2 separate regions of the Homo sapiens genome follow, and region 1 is linked to region 2. The links are chromatin contacts, found by Hi-C or POLR2A ChIA-PET in ENCODE. All regions are on one chromosome and are shown on one strand. The core of a region is the stretch at or near the end of the contact, and the rest is flanking DNA. Distances in the headings are between cores, read along the strand shown. Region 1 has its middle 25 kb from the start of SMAD7. Region 2 holds the start of CTIF-AS1 (CTIF antisense RNA 1).

Evidence for each region. A loop is a pair of places that touch in the nucleus more often than their neighbours do. ChIA-PET counts read pairs that join two places held with the same protein, here RNA polymerase II (POLR2A). Pooled maps may share reads with other maps.
Region 1: a pooled map shows a loop between it and region 2 (2.3-fold over the local background). The contact joins the enhancer-like site here to the promoter of CTIF-AS1 in region 2. A Hi-C loop is called at or near these places in 1 of 168 maps with a recorded cell type or tissue (naive thymus-derived CD4-positive, alpha-beta T cell) and 7 of 50 pooled maps. POLR2A ChIA-PET finds 5 or more read pairs at or near these places in 5 of 52 experiments (BJ, CD8-positive, alpha-beta memory T cell, H1 and 2 more).

What each region holds. Positions count from the first base shown.
Region 1 is chr18:48,972,180-48,979,272 of GRCh38, reverse strand. No RefSeq gene overlaps it. Among named protein-coding and RNA genes, the nearest start is that of SMAD7, 25 kb to the right of the region's middle. RefSeq lists silencers at 2,869-2,988, 3,019-3,318, 3,419-3,538. Within about 2 kb of position 3,637, at least 24 of the 41 ENCODE cell types and tissues checked have a DNase peak (open chromatin) inside an H3K27ac peak, as active enhancers do.
Region 2 is chr18:48,840,555-48,847,341 of GRCh38, reverse strand. It overlaps CTIF-AS1 (CTIF antisense RNA 1), which reads left to right and starts at 5,464. Exons shown (of 3, transcript XR_935449.3): 1 at 5,464-5,853. All of the region lies in intron 10 of CTIF (cap binding complex dependent translation initiation factor), which reads right to left. RefSeq lists an enhancer at 2,304-2,804.

The DNA.
Region 1 (7,093 bases), core at 2,388-4,887, 130 kb before region 2:
GAGCGAGGTATGTGTGGTTGGAGAGGGTTGCGTTGTGTGTACATGGTGTGAGAATGGAGAATTAGTGTGGTATGCGTGTGGTGTATGTGTGTGTGCTGTGTGTGGGTGTGTGTGATGTGGGGTGTGTGAATTTGTGCTGCACTTTGCAAGCCTCCCAGGCTGGGTGGCCTCTGTGCAGGGAGAGCTGGGAGGCCTAGCTGTGAGGGTGCCACGTCCTAGAGCCAGAAACTCAGGTGTCTCAGTGGCCAAGCCTTCGCCTGCCCCTGGGAGTGGGGCCGACACGGGGTCTGCAATGGCAGAGAACGGGCTGAAGGTCCTCAGTGGGCAGGCACAGCTGGCCTCCCCTCAGGAAGGCCCTTCCTTCCAGAACTCTGGACTATCCCTTAGTTAGGGAGGGAACGGTCTGGACAGACTGAGCCGAGGAAAATATTCCTGGTCAAGGGATGCCCTCAGCTTGAGGTGCCTGGTCGGAGGCTCAGAAGAGATCTGGGGGAGATGCTGGGTCCACACAAGGATGATGTTCTGGAAACCGGAACTGCCCAACGGTGGAGGAGGCCGCTTCCTAAGGGAGCAAAGCCCCACCCCCTATGCCCTTGATGAGTTCCAGCAATGCTGCGGCCCCCTCAGCCATGGTGTTGGAGGAATCTCCCCTTCATGGTGCAGGACATGGGTCAGAACACGACCCCACAGACCCCTCACCCTCCTGGGTTCCACAGAAGCAATGGGGATGCCCGGGACACCTCCTTCCTTCAATTGCACCTGCTGCCCCTCCCCGGAAGTTCCTCCATTGCTTTTCCCCCGTGGCCCCTCCAAATACTCCAGGATACCAGGATGTGGAAGGCACTTTAAAGCCACCCTCTCATTTTACAGATGAGGACACTGCGGCCCTTACAGGGAAGGGACTCGCCCAAGGTCACAGAGGTACAGCTAACACCACGGGCACGCCTCGAACCAGGCACCCACCTAAGCGCCCTCATCTCCTCACGCCAGGCCCGAGGTGGGACCTTCTCCATCTTACACAGGGGAGGACTTGGCCTGGGGTTGAGAGAAGCCAATATGGCCCAGGTCACAGCACTAGAAAGAGGGCAGGATTCTCACAGGGTCCCCTCTGCCTCCAAGGCCCTGCTGCTGACCCTGACGCTCACACTCGGTGTCCCCCACACAGCGATGAATCTGTCGTGTCCACTGAGAGAGGAAGACAGATCCTCTCAGTACCATCTGCCAGGGACAGGGTTAGGGAGGCTGGGCAGCTCACTCAGCCTAAGTTTGTTTCCCCAGTAGTCAAACGGGGATAATAATAGTAACATTTGGGGCTTGTAAGATTTCCATAAAACATGTGACGCCTTCTCTTTGGAGACCTCAACAAGCAACGTTTCTCCTCTCCATCCCCTTCCATGACCAAAGTGCTACCCTCACCAAGCCTCCTAGCCTCCTGGCTTCCCACACCCTTAGGGCTTCGGCCAGCTTTCTTGGGGTACCACCTACATACAGTATGATGCACCCATTTTGCATTCAGTGTTGGATGAGTTGGGACAACTGTATACTTCCATCCACATAACCGCTCCCGGAAATGGGGCACCCAGGGCCAGGGAGGAATGGGGGGTGAGGGGCCATGGGGGAAAGGCCTTCCAGTGGGGAAGGTTACTGACTCCTCAGTAACCTGAAGTCTCAGGGTCCAGAGAGGCCGGTAGGTGGGTGGGGAGTGCTCTGCGGTCGCAGGTGCCAGAGACTGAATCAAGATATGGGACAGTTCCATCACCCCCAGAATTCCCTTGTCCTCATCCCAGTCACTGCCCCCACCCCCACCGCAAGACAACCAATACTTTTGGTGGACTAGGGACTACATTTGTCTCTTCTAGGGTTTTCCATAAATGGGGGCCACACCATATGTATCCTTTTGTGTTTGGCTTCTTCACTCAGCATAATAATGTATGTGGGGTTTACTCAGCTTCGCCCGTCAGTAGTCTGATCCCTTTTATGCCTGCAGAACAGAACCAGGAAGAGGTGGCCTCTCCGCCGCTGTGCCTCCTCAGAACCTGCTGTGGCTTCTGAGCAGCGGTGGCTTCAGTGCTGGGCACACTGGGCCTGGCCCACAGGAAGGGCTCAAGTTCGTTGCGAGCAAATTGACTGAACCCTTGATATTCGGGAAAACACAAATTGCCTAAACTAGGCGGGGAGTCATTTCATTGCTTTTCTTTTCTTTTCTTTTCTTTTTTTTTTTTGAGACGGAGTCTCGCTTTGTCGCCCAGGCTGGAGTGCAATGGCGCCATCTCGGCTCACTACAACCTCCTTCTCCCGGGTTCTACTGATTCTCGTGCCTCAGCCTCTCAAGTAGCTGGGATTACAGGCATGCGCCACATGCACGGCCAATTTCTTTCCCCCCCCCCCTTTTTTTTTTGTATTTTTAATAGAGACAGGGTTTCACCATGTTTGCCAGGCTGGTCTTGAACTCCTAACCTCAGGTGATCCCCCAGCCTGGGCCTCCCAAAGTGCTGCGATTACAGGCGTGAGCCACCTAACCGGCCCATTTCATTGTTTTTCAAGCAGTCCCACCAGCGTGGAGAGGAAGGGGTAAAATTTAAATACGATGAAGAGGAAAGGACGGCTTAAGATAAAGAGCTTGGGCTGACGAGGGAATAGTCCCAGGGTTCAATTATCCAGCAGAGCGCGGCCTCCCCACGCCCGCCCACCGGGGATAATTAAAAGCCGGACGCCTCGGTCCCTTCCCCAGGGAGGCGGCGGCGCTCCGCGTGTGAAACGGCGCTCAGAAATGAACGGCGACACAGTGGCTTCATTGTTCGGCGGCGGGGGAAACTGAGGCCGGAGGGCGGCCGCCGGGTGACTGGAGGCTGGGTCACCACGTGAGTCAGAGGCGCAGACGGGCAAGATTGCTGTCATTAAGGTTTACAGGTCTGCAGCCGCCGCCGCGGCTGTGCGGCCCGAGCCGCGCCCGGCCCGGGTCTCGCTCGGCCACCCCGCCTCGGCGCCTCGAGCGCAACTGCGGGTGGCTCGGCCACCGCGGGGGGCTGGAGAGGTGACCCCGACGGTCTCCGCCCGCCCTGCGCTCCTCTGCCGCCGCCGCCGCCGCCCCGCTCCCGCGGGCCCGCCCTCTGACAGCGCCCGCTGAGGGCCAAGCCTGGCGGCTGGAACCTGAGCCCCGGGGTGGCTGCCACCCCCGCCCGGCCTCTACCTGCGCCACCCGCGCGGCGCCCCGGGAGGCGGCGCGAGCTCTGGGAGCGCGGCGCCGGGAAGACGGCATACGGCCCGGCCCTCGCCGCCGCCCGGCGCCTCCGCTGCGCGCGCGCCCGCCGCCCCGCCCCCCACTCCTGGGCGCGCGCACCTCGCTTCTCCCGAGGCCGCGGGGTCCCGGTTGCGCGCCCGGCCCGCCCGCCCCTTCCCCCTGCCTCCCCGGCCTCGCGTCGCCACCCGGCTGAGTCACGGGCCGCGCACACTGCACGTCTGACTGCACGGGCCCCTCGGGCCTGCACCTCCGCGGCCCGGAAGGGACGGAAGCCCCGCGTCCCCACCCCCACCCCGGGAGGGTCCCTGCGGCAGTTACGGGGGAGCAGCGATAGCTGCCCTGGAGGTCGCATTCCCACCCGGCCCCCGAGTTCTCCGGGAGAACTCCCCCGCAGCCTCGGCGGCATCGCCTCCTCCAATCTCCCCAGGAATCGTGTTTCCCCCAACCCTGCCTCCGTGCGCGCCGGGGTGGCGGCGGGATCCCGGTGCCGCCACCCCTCGGCCCCTCCGCCGCCGTGCGGGACCGCGATGGGGGAGGGGACAGGCCCGGTTTCGGTGAGGGGGCTGGGGTCGGCCACGCCCTCTTCCCTGGCCCCAGGGTGGGGGCCGCGAGGATGGCGGGGTCACCGGGCTGAACTCGCGCCTGTCTGACCTGCGGGGGTGTAGGCGGTGTGGACTGTGGACTGGAAGACGTCCTTAAATTTTTAAAAATAGTCTTGCCGTATGGAGAAGAACACTGGAACCTTTAAGTCCGCATCCCCTCGCCCGATTCGGCTCGTCTTAGTCCAGAGTGTAACTCCAAACATACTTATTAAGAAACTGTTGCTTTATTTTGACTCGTTTACATAAAATTTCCACTTTGGGGGGGATGGCGGTGGGCTTGTGGATTCCCTAAAATAACTTTTAATGGAGCGAAGCCTTCCATTATGGGAAGCGCCTAGACGCGGAGAGGCGTCTGGGGGCCTGGGTTGCCGTCACAGCCCTGCCACCAGCTGGCTGAGCGACCGGGGCACGTCGCTGCCCCCTCTGCCCGTGTTAGGAGAGTGGCCGCGGCGGGGCGACTGCACGAGCTGCCCCTAGGATTGAAAGACAGAGGCTGTCTCTCCTTAACTTGCTTTGATCCTGCAGAGAAGCAAAATGGAGTGAGATTAAAAATAAAGAAGATGCAAGCAGTTTGCTTTTCTGAATGGTGTGCCTTCCGCCCCGCTCCAGTTGTATTTATCATGCAGACAAGGTCAAGGTAACCTTCACGGTCTGGCCAGTTCCATTAAGTACAGAGTGCCCTTTCACTAGGAGGAGACCTCCATTGAGAACTTTACTTCCCACATCACTCGGGAACCTTCAGGGCTTTGAAGGCTCCTACTCCAAAGGGTCAGGAGGGGAGAGGCCCGGAGGGAATGCGAAGAGAGACTTTTCACAAAGGGAGAGAAGAATGAAGGTGAACAGGTGATGTCGACTTGATGTGTGACATTTAGGGATTCATAAACGGTTTATGGTCCTGTCCCAGGAGGCCCTGCCCTCCCCACCCCCATGGCTCCGAGGGGCTGAGTAATGTGGACACCCCGAGGTAGCGAGGTAGCGCAGCTAGGAGACTTTACTGCCTGGTCCTGCGCTCTGCTAACCTGCCTGCTTCCTTCCTCCCTCCCCTCTGCTCTGCCAGGGTGGGTAGGGGGGTGAGTGGAACAGAGCCCACAGGGATGCTGTTTCACAAAGCTAGTGTCAGGGTCCCCTCCCACCGCCCCCCAGCAGCACACACGTGCATTAGCATGTCTGTGATGGGTGAGAGGCAGCTGCAGGGAATCGCAAGGTTAATTTAAAATGATGGAGTGGTGGGAAGAATGAAAGGCCACGATTAGAGCTCAACTTTGAAAGAAGGCAGGGGAACAATTACTTTAAAAGGTTTTAATTGGTCCTGTTCTGAAGAACTCACTCCTCCTTTGCTAAAACCCTAGGCCAGCTCAGACCTGCATTTCTGGATTGCCCAAGTGCCTCCCTGTTTTTCCCCTTTGAACAGTAATTCTCAGAGTGAATGCCTCCACTGCCCTCTCTCCGTAGCCTTCTCGGTTTTGGTATATGGGTGTGTGTGTGTGTGTGTGTGTGTGTGTGTGTGTTTGTGTGTGTGTGTAGCTAGCTGGCTACTTATCTATCTTTATATAGCAGATTTGCAGGCTGGCAGGTCAAAGGACTTGCAGGAGGAGAAGAGGGCCTCTCTAAATTATTCTCTCAACTCCTTAGCCTGACTCACTTGGGGCGGGTCTACATTGCAATCTAAGTAAAGTGAGGGAGGAAAGTGGCTTCTAGCAAACTGAAAACCTTTTGAGAGAAAGGGCGATGGGCCTGAAGGTGAGGTCCTAGCTATGCCAGCCATGGAAACAAACACCCTGTAAAACACTGAACTCCCTTTCAAGTTACTTGCAATTGACTGGCTTGCACCAGATAATAAGGCTGGGTTCTTTCCCGCAAGAGAACTACCTACATCTTAATGGAAAAAGGGGTCAAAAGTGGCCAGTCTGCTCTGTTCAAAATGTTCAAAAATGGCGGATCCTAGGACTGGGGCTGGAAATGCTGAAGATGAGTCCGGAACACCTTGTGGTTCTGGGAAGTAAGAAAGTGCTCAAGATGAAAGGGATGTGGGTATGTCAGAAGGACACAGGGACCAACCTGAAAGAGGGCCCAGCCTCAAACCTGGAACAACTGGAACAACAAAATCAATAATGTAGTATTAGATTCAAATATAAAATATAAAATAGGGGCCGGGTGCGGTGGTTCACGCCTGTAATCCCAGCACTTCGGGAGGCTGAGGCAGGCGGATCACTTGAGGTCAGGAGTTTTGAGACCAGCCTGGCCAACACGGTGAAACCCCATTTCTACTAAAAATACAAAAATTAGCTGGGCGTGGTGGCGGGCACCTGTAACCCCAGCTACTCGGGAGGCTGAGGCAGGAGAATCACTTGAAAGCAGAGGTTGCAGTGAGCCAAGATTGCACCACTGCACTCCGGCCTGGGCAACAAGAGCGAAACTCTGTCTCAATAAATAAATAAATAAATAAATAAATAAATAAAATACTTGTGAATGAACCCATGCTAATACAAAGGCATGGTTGGATAAGTGCATGGAGAAGAAGAGACAATCTCGCATGCAGATAATTTCAAATAATTCATGTAGACAAAACACTACGTATCTGTGTATGTAGGTAAACTCCCCTGAAGGAAGTGGAGCCTAATTCCCTCTCCCGTTGAGGGTGCACTGCCCTTAGTGATTTGCTTCCAAAGGCTACACACAGTATGGAAGGAGGTTGTGGGAGAGAAGAACTTTATAGTGGGGAAACCTGCAAACACTACCTGACCAGTGCTGAAGGTCAGCATCACCAGTGCTAAGTCATGTTGACAGCATGCACCGCAATATGATGTGGACTTCTTTTCCCTAACCCATAATTCCAGTCTAACGATGAGAAAAACATCAGACAAATCCTGTTGAAGGACATTCTACAAAATACTTGACCTGTGTGGAATCCTGGATGGGTTCTGGAAGAGAAAAAGGACGTTAGGGAAAAATGAATTGGAGTAAAGTATGGAATTTCGTTAATAGTAATATACCAACGCTAGTTTCAGGGTTGTGACGAATATTGACAGAATAATTTAAGATGGAAATTGAATATGGGGTAATACTGGAACTCTCTTTGCAACCTTCCTGTAAACCTAAAAATATTCTAAAAGAAAAGGTTAAAAAAAATAAAAAGACCCAATTTAGCTGGTCTAGATTGGGCCTTAGAATCACAGGATTCACAGGATTTAGGCATTCTAAGAAGGGGAAGGGTTAGCAATGGCGCCCAGGGGACCCTTAGAAAGAAACT
Region 2 (6,787 bases), core at 4,215-6,714:
GTTGGAGCTCATAATTTTTTTTTTTTTTTTTTTTTGAGACGGAGTCTTGCTCTGTCACCAGGCTGGAATGCAGTAGCGTGATCTCGGCTCACTGCAACCTCTGCTTCCCGGGTTCAAGCGATTCTCCTGCCTCAGCCTCCTGAGGAGCTGGGACTACAGGCACGCACCACCACGACCAGCTAATTTTTGTATTTTTAGTAGAGATGGGGTTTCACCATGTTGGCCGGGATGGTCTCCATCTCTTGACCTCGTGATTTGCCTGCCTCAGCCTCCCAAAGTGCTGGTATTACAGGTGTGAGCCACCATGTCCGGCTGGAGCTCATAATTTTTAATTGTGTTGACTGGTGACAGGTCAACCTGAGCCTTCACAAAATTGAACTGATTTTACCTATTCTTTGTCTGTATTGGCCACTACCTATCCCTCCATCCACTCATCCACCCTTTTATCCATCTGTCTACTTGCCTACTCATCCATCCATCCATCCATCCACCCATCCATTCTTTCATTCATCTATCTATCCATCCATCCATCCTTTCATCCATGTATCTATCCATCCATCCATCCATTCATCCTTTCATCCATCTACTCACCTACTCATCCATCCATCCATCCATCCATCCGCCCATCTATCCATCCTTTCATCCATCTATCTACTCACCTATTCATCCATCCATCCATCCACCCACCCATCCATTCTTTCATCCATCTATCTACTCACCTACTCATCCATCCATCCATCCATTCATCCACCCACCCACCCACCTACCCATCCATCCTTTCATTCATCTGTCTATTCACCTATCCATCCATCCATCCATCCATCCATCCATCCATCCATCCATCTATCCTTTCATCCATCTATCTACCCATCTACTCATCTATCCATCCATCCATCCACTCGGCAACATTTATGAAATATCTATGGTGTGTTAAATGCTACGTAAGTACAGGGATAACAAGAGGAACAATAAGACTTATAATTTATAGTCTAGTAGGGGGAAAGCAAGAGACTTGCTAGGTATATGGCATTGCAGCATAAGAAGGAATAGCGGTGGTGGAGAACTCCAGGCATATGGCATGAGAAAGATGTAAAAAAGCAAAAAATGTGCACTAGCAGAGTACAATGATGAATAAGTATTTCAAGATGCCTAAAATATATGGTGCTGGGGGTGGAATGTGCTTATAAAGAAGGCAAAGGCCACATATTTAAGGGCTCTAGATGCCATGGTACTGAGTTTGGATTTTATCCCAAGGGACTGGAGAGCCACTGAAAGATTTTAAACTGGAGAGTAGCATAGTAATACCTGTAGTTTAGAAAGATCCTATCTTGCATAGCATGGAGATGTAGGTAGGGTGGTGTTTGGACTGGAGGCAGGGGGACCGTTAGAAGGTTGCTGTGCAAAATTGGGGTGGCTTGAATTAAGGCTGGCAGGAAGGGAGGAGGATATTTAAGAGGCAGAATATGTTAAGAGGCAGAAGTGAGAGTGAGGAAAAGGATGAGGTAGAAGATGGCCAGCCCCCAGGTTTGGGGTTTGGTCAACTGCGTAAGTGATGATGCCATCAACAATATTGGGAAGGCAGGTGGAGGTGGTTTTAGGGAAAGTGAATGAGTTCAGTGTTAGAAATACTGAGTCCAGGGTCCTTGGGGATGACCAGGGAAGATGACTAATGGGAGAATGGTAATCTGGGATCATCAGCACCCAGGGATTAGTCAAGCCGTTGGTGTGAGTGAGGTGACCTGGAGAACACATGGAATGAGAAGAGAAGACGGCAGGGGCTCCCAACCTGAACACAGCAATGCCTAAAGGGTGAGAGAGGAGGAAGAGGAATCCCCAAAGAAGGAAGAAAAGGGTGGTCAGAGAGTTAAGCAGAACAGGAGGAAATGGCGTCATGAGGGCCAAGAGTTCCAAGAAGTACAAGGTCACCAGTGTCAAAGCTCAGAGAGGTCAAGTAAAACGAACAATGACCAAGGTCCCCTGGATTTGGTGATTAGAAGAGCATGGGTGACCTTTGCCATGATGACTTCAGTGCTGCTACTGGGGCAGTGGAAGCCTGGGCTGGGCCCCGCAGGGTTGGAGAGTGTGAAGGAGGTCCAGAAGTGCAGACAGAAAGAGCACACCATTTCTTTCTTTTTCTTTGGAATGAATTTCTGTACTTTCTTCTCTCTCTCTCTCCCCCACCCCCAACCCCAACCCCCTTCTTCTCTTCCTTCCTTTCCCTCTTTTCTTTGTTTTTGGAACTTGCCTATGGAAGAAGAAAAGGGGAGGATGCTAGGGGAAAGACACTGGCACAGGGTCACCTAGAATGGTCTGGGAATCTGGTGTGGTTAAAGTAGGAGAGTCTTGAGCCAGTTTAAAGGTAGAGGTGAGGTGCCAGAGTGCAGGAGAAGAGGATAATCAGAAAGGAGGAAAGGATCAAGTACATAGATCTGCCTTAAAGAAGAGTAGTGTCGCCCTCTGAAGTGGGAGGAAGGGCTGGTGTGGCCATGGATATAGGTGCTTGTGTAGATGCTAATGTTGCCTAGCCTGGCACCAAAGCTACAAAATTAGTGCTGTTTTATGTTAATCGCTCTTGCCTGCCCACAGTGCAGACACCTTCAGCAGAGGGGAATGGGCCCCCATGCCACTTTTCCACCAGTCTAACATGGAGCCTTGGTATGGTGGTTATGGTCAGATGTCAGGAAATTTGTGGTTCTGACCTGGCCTTCAGTCCAAGCTTGTGCCCTGTGGTCTGGCTGCCAGCCCTCCTAACTAAGGCGGGCGGGCACCCTAGCTGCGGACCAGGCGCCCCAGAGGGAATAATTAGCCTCCTTCCTGCCGGGCTTGCAAACCACCCCGTACAAAGTAGCGACAGTGGATGTCACATGGGGGATGCTTCATCCCACAGCTGGCCCGGGGGCTGGAAATATAATTTGGGGCTCAGGGTAGACACCAAATTCTTCTGGAGACATTGGATCCAGAAGGCAGGGCTACAACTCCAGCGGCTTCTCCTGTGGACCAAGCTCCAGCTAGTGGCCTAGACAGGGGCTAGTTCTGTTCACAGTGCCTGCAGCCAGGAATCCCCAGGACCCTGGGGTGGGTTTGAGACTCCAGGGAAGCAGCTGTGCCTGCAGCCAGTGCCTCCCAGCTTCCCCTTTAGGCCCTCCCCATCCCTTCTGGAAGCTTCTTCTGTGCTCACTGCCCCCAGTCCAAGATCCCTCCTGAGGAGTGAACAGGAAATGCCTAAGGCAGCTCTGAGGTTCCCCTTTTGAGAGGGGGCCTCTGAGGGTGAACAGCACCTTCGGAATCCTCATGCTCACCTGGCTTACATATTTTGAGTGGTTGTTCTATGTGCTCTGTGTGTTTTTAAAGATCCATTTGATCTTTCTACCAGATGATCTGAGTTAGGCACCACTGCAACGCTCTTCATGTCACAGCTACAGAAACTGAGGCACAGGGAAGGAAATGATTTCTCCAAGAGCACACAAGTAGGTAGAAAAATAGCTTCACTCCTGCTCCCCAGTGAGTGCCCACATAAATAGGCTGATGGGGAGAGGCCGGCCAAAGGTGGGGTGATGGCACATCTCGTTTGCCTGGAATAGTTCCAGTTTTCACCTGTCATCTCAAAGTCATTAGTAAAAGCATCCTTTCCACTCTCCAAACTGCCCTGATGTGGATCATATACGGTCACCTAGATAAGGGAGGGGTGCTGGGAGGTTGGGAGTTTTTCCCAGGCCTCCCAGATCCCCTGGGTAGTCCACAGCCCTCTGGCCTATTCCATTTCCCTTCCCCGTGCCTCAGGGCCCCCATTATAAATGGGGCCTCAGGGCCATCTAGGGGCTGGGTAGCTGGGGTGGGGAGGAGGGCTCGAGAGGCTACCGAGTGTCCCATGGCCTAGAGATGGGTGGTTATCATCACAGGAGATCAGAACTCCTGGCTCGCAGGCGGCACCTGAGCCTGCAAGCCCTCCCCACTCCGCAGGGAACAGGATGGAGTTATGGTCACTGGGAACACTGGGCACAGCTCCCTGCTGGAGCGCAGGGCCCTGGGGAGGGCAGATGGAGGAGAGAAGGGTAGAAGAGCAGTTACGCCCAGCCCCGCACTGGGCAGCCCAGTCAGCAGTGCCTGGCCTAGGGGGAAATCTCTGACCCTCCCCACTGAGGCCACCCTCTCCAGGAAGGACTGCACTGTATGTCTGACTCTGCACAACAGAGCTCCTTGAGACAGGGGATAGTTTGGGCAGCCAGGGGCCAGTCCTGGGGCTTGGGGTGGGTGGGAGGCTCCCCTCAAAGGCTCACAGGTCTCTGAAATCACAGGTCCCTCCACAGCCCCGACATCCACCAGGCTGGGACCCCGGGCAAGCAGAAGGGTAGGGCAGGGGGCTCAGGCTGCCATCTGCTTCTGGCTGAGCCTCCTCCCTGCCCCCAGCTCCAGCCCCTTCCCCCAGTCCCTGCCCCTGCTTCTGGCCCCTACCTCCACCCACCTGAGGCCTGGACTTGACCTTGCTGGCTGTGGGGGCAGGGTGTGATAAGTGTCTCCGTGGAGGGAGCTAGCTGCCTGCAAAGGCATTTTCCGCTCTCTAAAGTAAACAATCAAACAGGAAATTAATCGAGAAACCCACATCAACGGAAGGTTCAGGTTGTGATTTTCACAGCCCCAGAGCCAGGAAATTCAAAGTTATAGTTCCCATAGTAACTTGCCTGTAGAATCAGCGACTGCTGGGCTGGAACAAGGCCCTGTGGGGTCACCTAGGCCAGCCCTGGCCTCTGGAAAGCATTGCCCAGCAGTAAGTCTGAGAGTCTTGGGGGTAGGCTGCTCTTCTGAGGCGGAACATTAATCCTGGGAACACTGTGAGGCCAGGGCTCTCCCTTCCGCGCTAACAGGAATGGGCGCTCGGCTGACCTCTCAAGGATTCCGTTGACCCATCTTCTATAATATATTCCCGTATTCCCTCTAGCACTCCCACCCACAGGCCTGCGTTCTATGAAACGGGAATAATACTCACCAGGCCTCCTGCCTCACAGGCTTCAAGGCAGCCAAGAGCGGGGCTGAGCGAGGCCTGGTTTTTCACACTCAGGCCCCACCACCCTCGTTCTACTCAGTCCCATGAGGCCTGACCTCCCCATCCCCGCAGCCCCTGAATCTTGTAATTGGCATTGGCCCATCCCCTGGTTGTTTCTCTTCCAAGAGACGTTTCAGTTGACTGACAAGTCCAGGAGCTTCGAAAACAGCCACCAAGGCAGCTCCATTACTTGAACGTCCCCGTCTCTCCAACCCTCCCACCCCCTGGCAGGACCAAATACATTGATATTAGCTGAGTGCACACTTAACTGCCCCCGATTGAGAACCAGGTAGATTTAATGAAACCGGAGGCAAAGCCTCCTCCACCTTCCAGTAGGTAGGGGCTGTGCGTCTTGGGTGGAGTTCTCTTTTGTGTGTGAGCGCTGAGGAGTCCCTGCCTGGCAGGAAAGGAGATAAGGGCGTTGGAGCTCAGCCCCAGAAGGAAACAGTCTGGAATCCTTCCCTGAGAGCCACCCTGCCCTCCCACCCGAGATGGCCACTGATAGCCGCCTGGCCTTATCAGCCAGGTGCGGGACCCCTGGGATAACACCGGCTGAGGAGACAGTGAGCGCTTCCCAGGCACCGGGCTGGTGGGAGAGGGGCCTGCCCGCCTGCCCGCCTGCCTGCCCACCAGCCTGGCCCCCGAGCCAGCGTCTTGAATCGAGCAAAGCAGTGGCAAGACAGAAGTGGCGCCTGCTGGAAAGAGACAGAGCGTCTCCTTGATTTCCTAACAGGCCCAGCCATATGCCAGGGGCGGACAGGCCAGCTCAGAACGCCGGGCCTGGCTTGCGAAACAGTCCTTTCCTCCTCTGGGTAAGCTTCCCTGGGGGCGACTAAACCACAGTCCAGCCACTCAATTCCCTAGAGGAGCTGGGCTGAGCCGGGGCCACGAGGGCGCTGCCCTAGGCAGAGAGGTTGAGTTCTCTGCTGTCCCAGAGGGAAGCTCAGGGAGGGCCCGGCTGCAGAGGCCACCCATCAGCTCAGAAGGAGGGCCTCCCCATGCCCAGAGCCCAGGGGCCGCTCCAGCCACTGGCCCCTGCTTGCTCACCAACTGGGCACAAGATTATCTGCAAGGCTATGCCAACCTACAGTTCCCTGAGACTGGGAAGAAGCTTCTTAGAAGATTGTTTATGGGATGCCTACATTAACCAGGTGCCCTCTTAAATGTAGGGGGCTTTTACCAACCTCAGACTTTACAGAGCATGAGTCAGGGAGGGCATAAATAACGAGCAAGGGTCATTGGAGGACTTAGAAAAGGGACACACTGGCCCACTCCTCTGCCACCAAGCACGGAATTTTGAAGAAACCTTTGCTTAAACCATGTTCTTTTTTGCATGATAATCTTGGCATGCTGTATTGAAGAAGGATCAACACTTGTAGTAGCCTGGTTTCCAGACAGAGGTGCCCATCTTCTGGGGTGGGGGTGGGGGTGGGGGTGGAGTGAAGCCTTGTGGCAGGAGCTGGGTTGGAGGGCTATCCTTTGGGTGAGGGAGTGCAGCTGGTTCTGCAGTGGGTTTGGGCAGAATGCAGTAACCAAGGACCAACTGGGTAGGGACAGCTGGGCCGGAGACAATTAAGCTCTGTTACTGTTCAGAGAAGAATCGGGCTGTGCTAAGGGCATAATTAGCATTGTGCTCAGAGGAGCAGCCACCCATTGGAGGAGCAGACAGGCCTGGGCTGAGAAAAGGGCCTGGGGCTGCCCAGGGTGTCAGTAGGGATTTGGTAAGTACTCTTTGCCAAGTCTAAG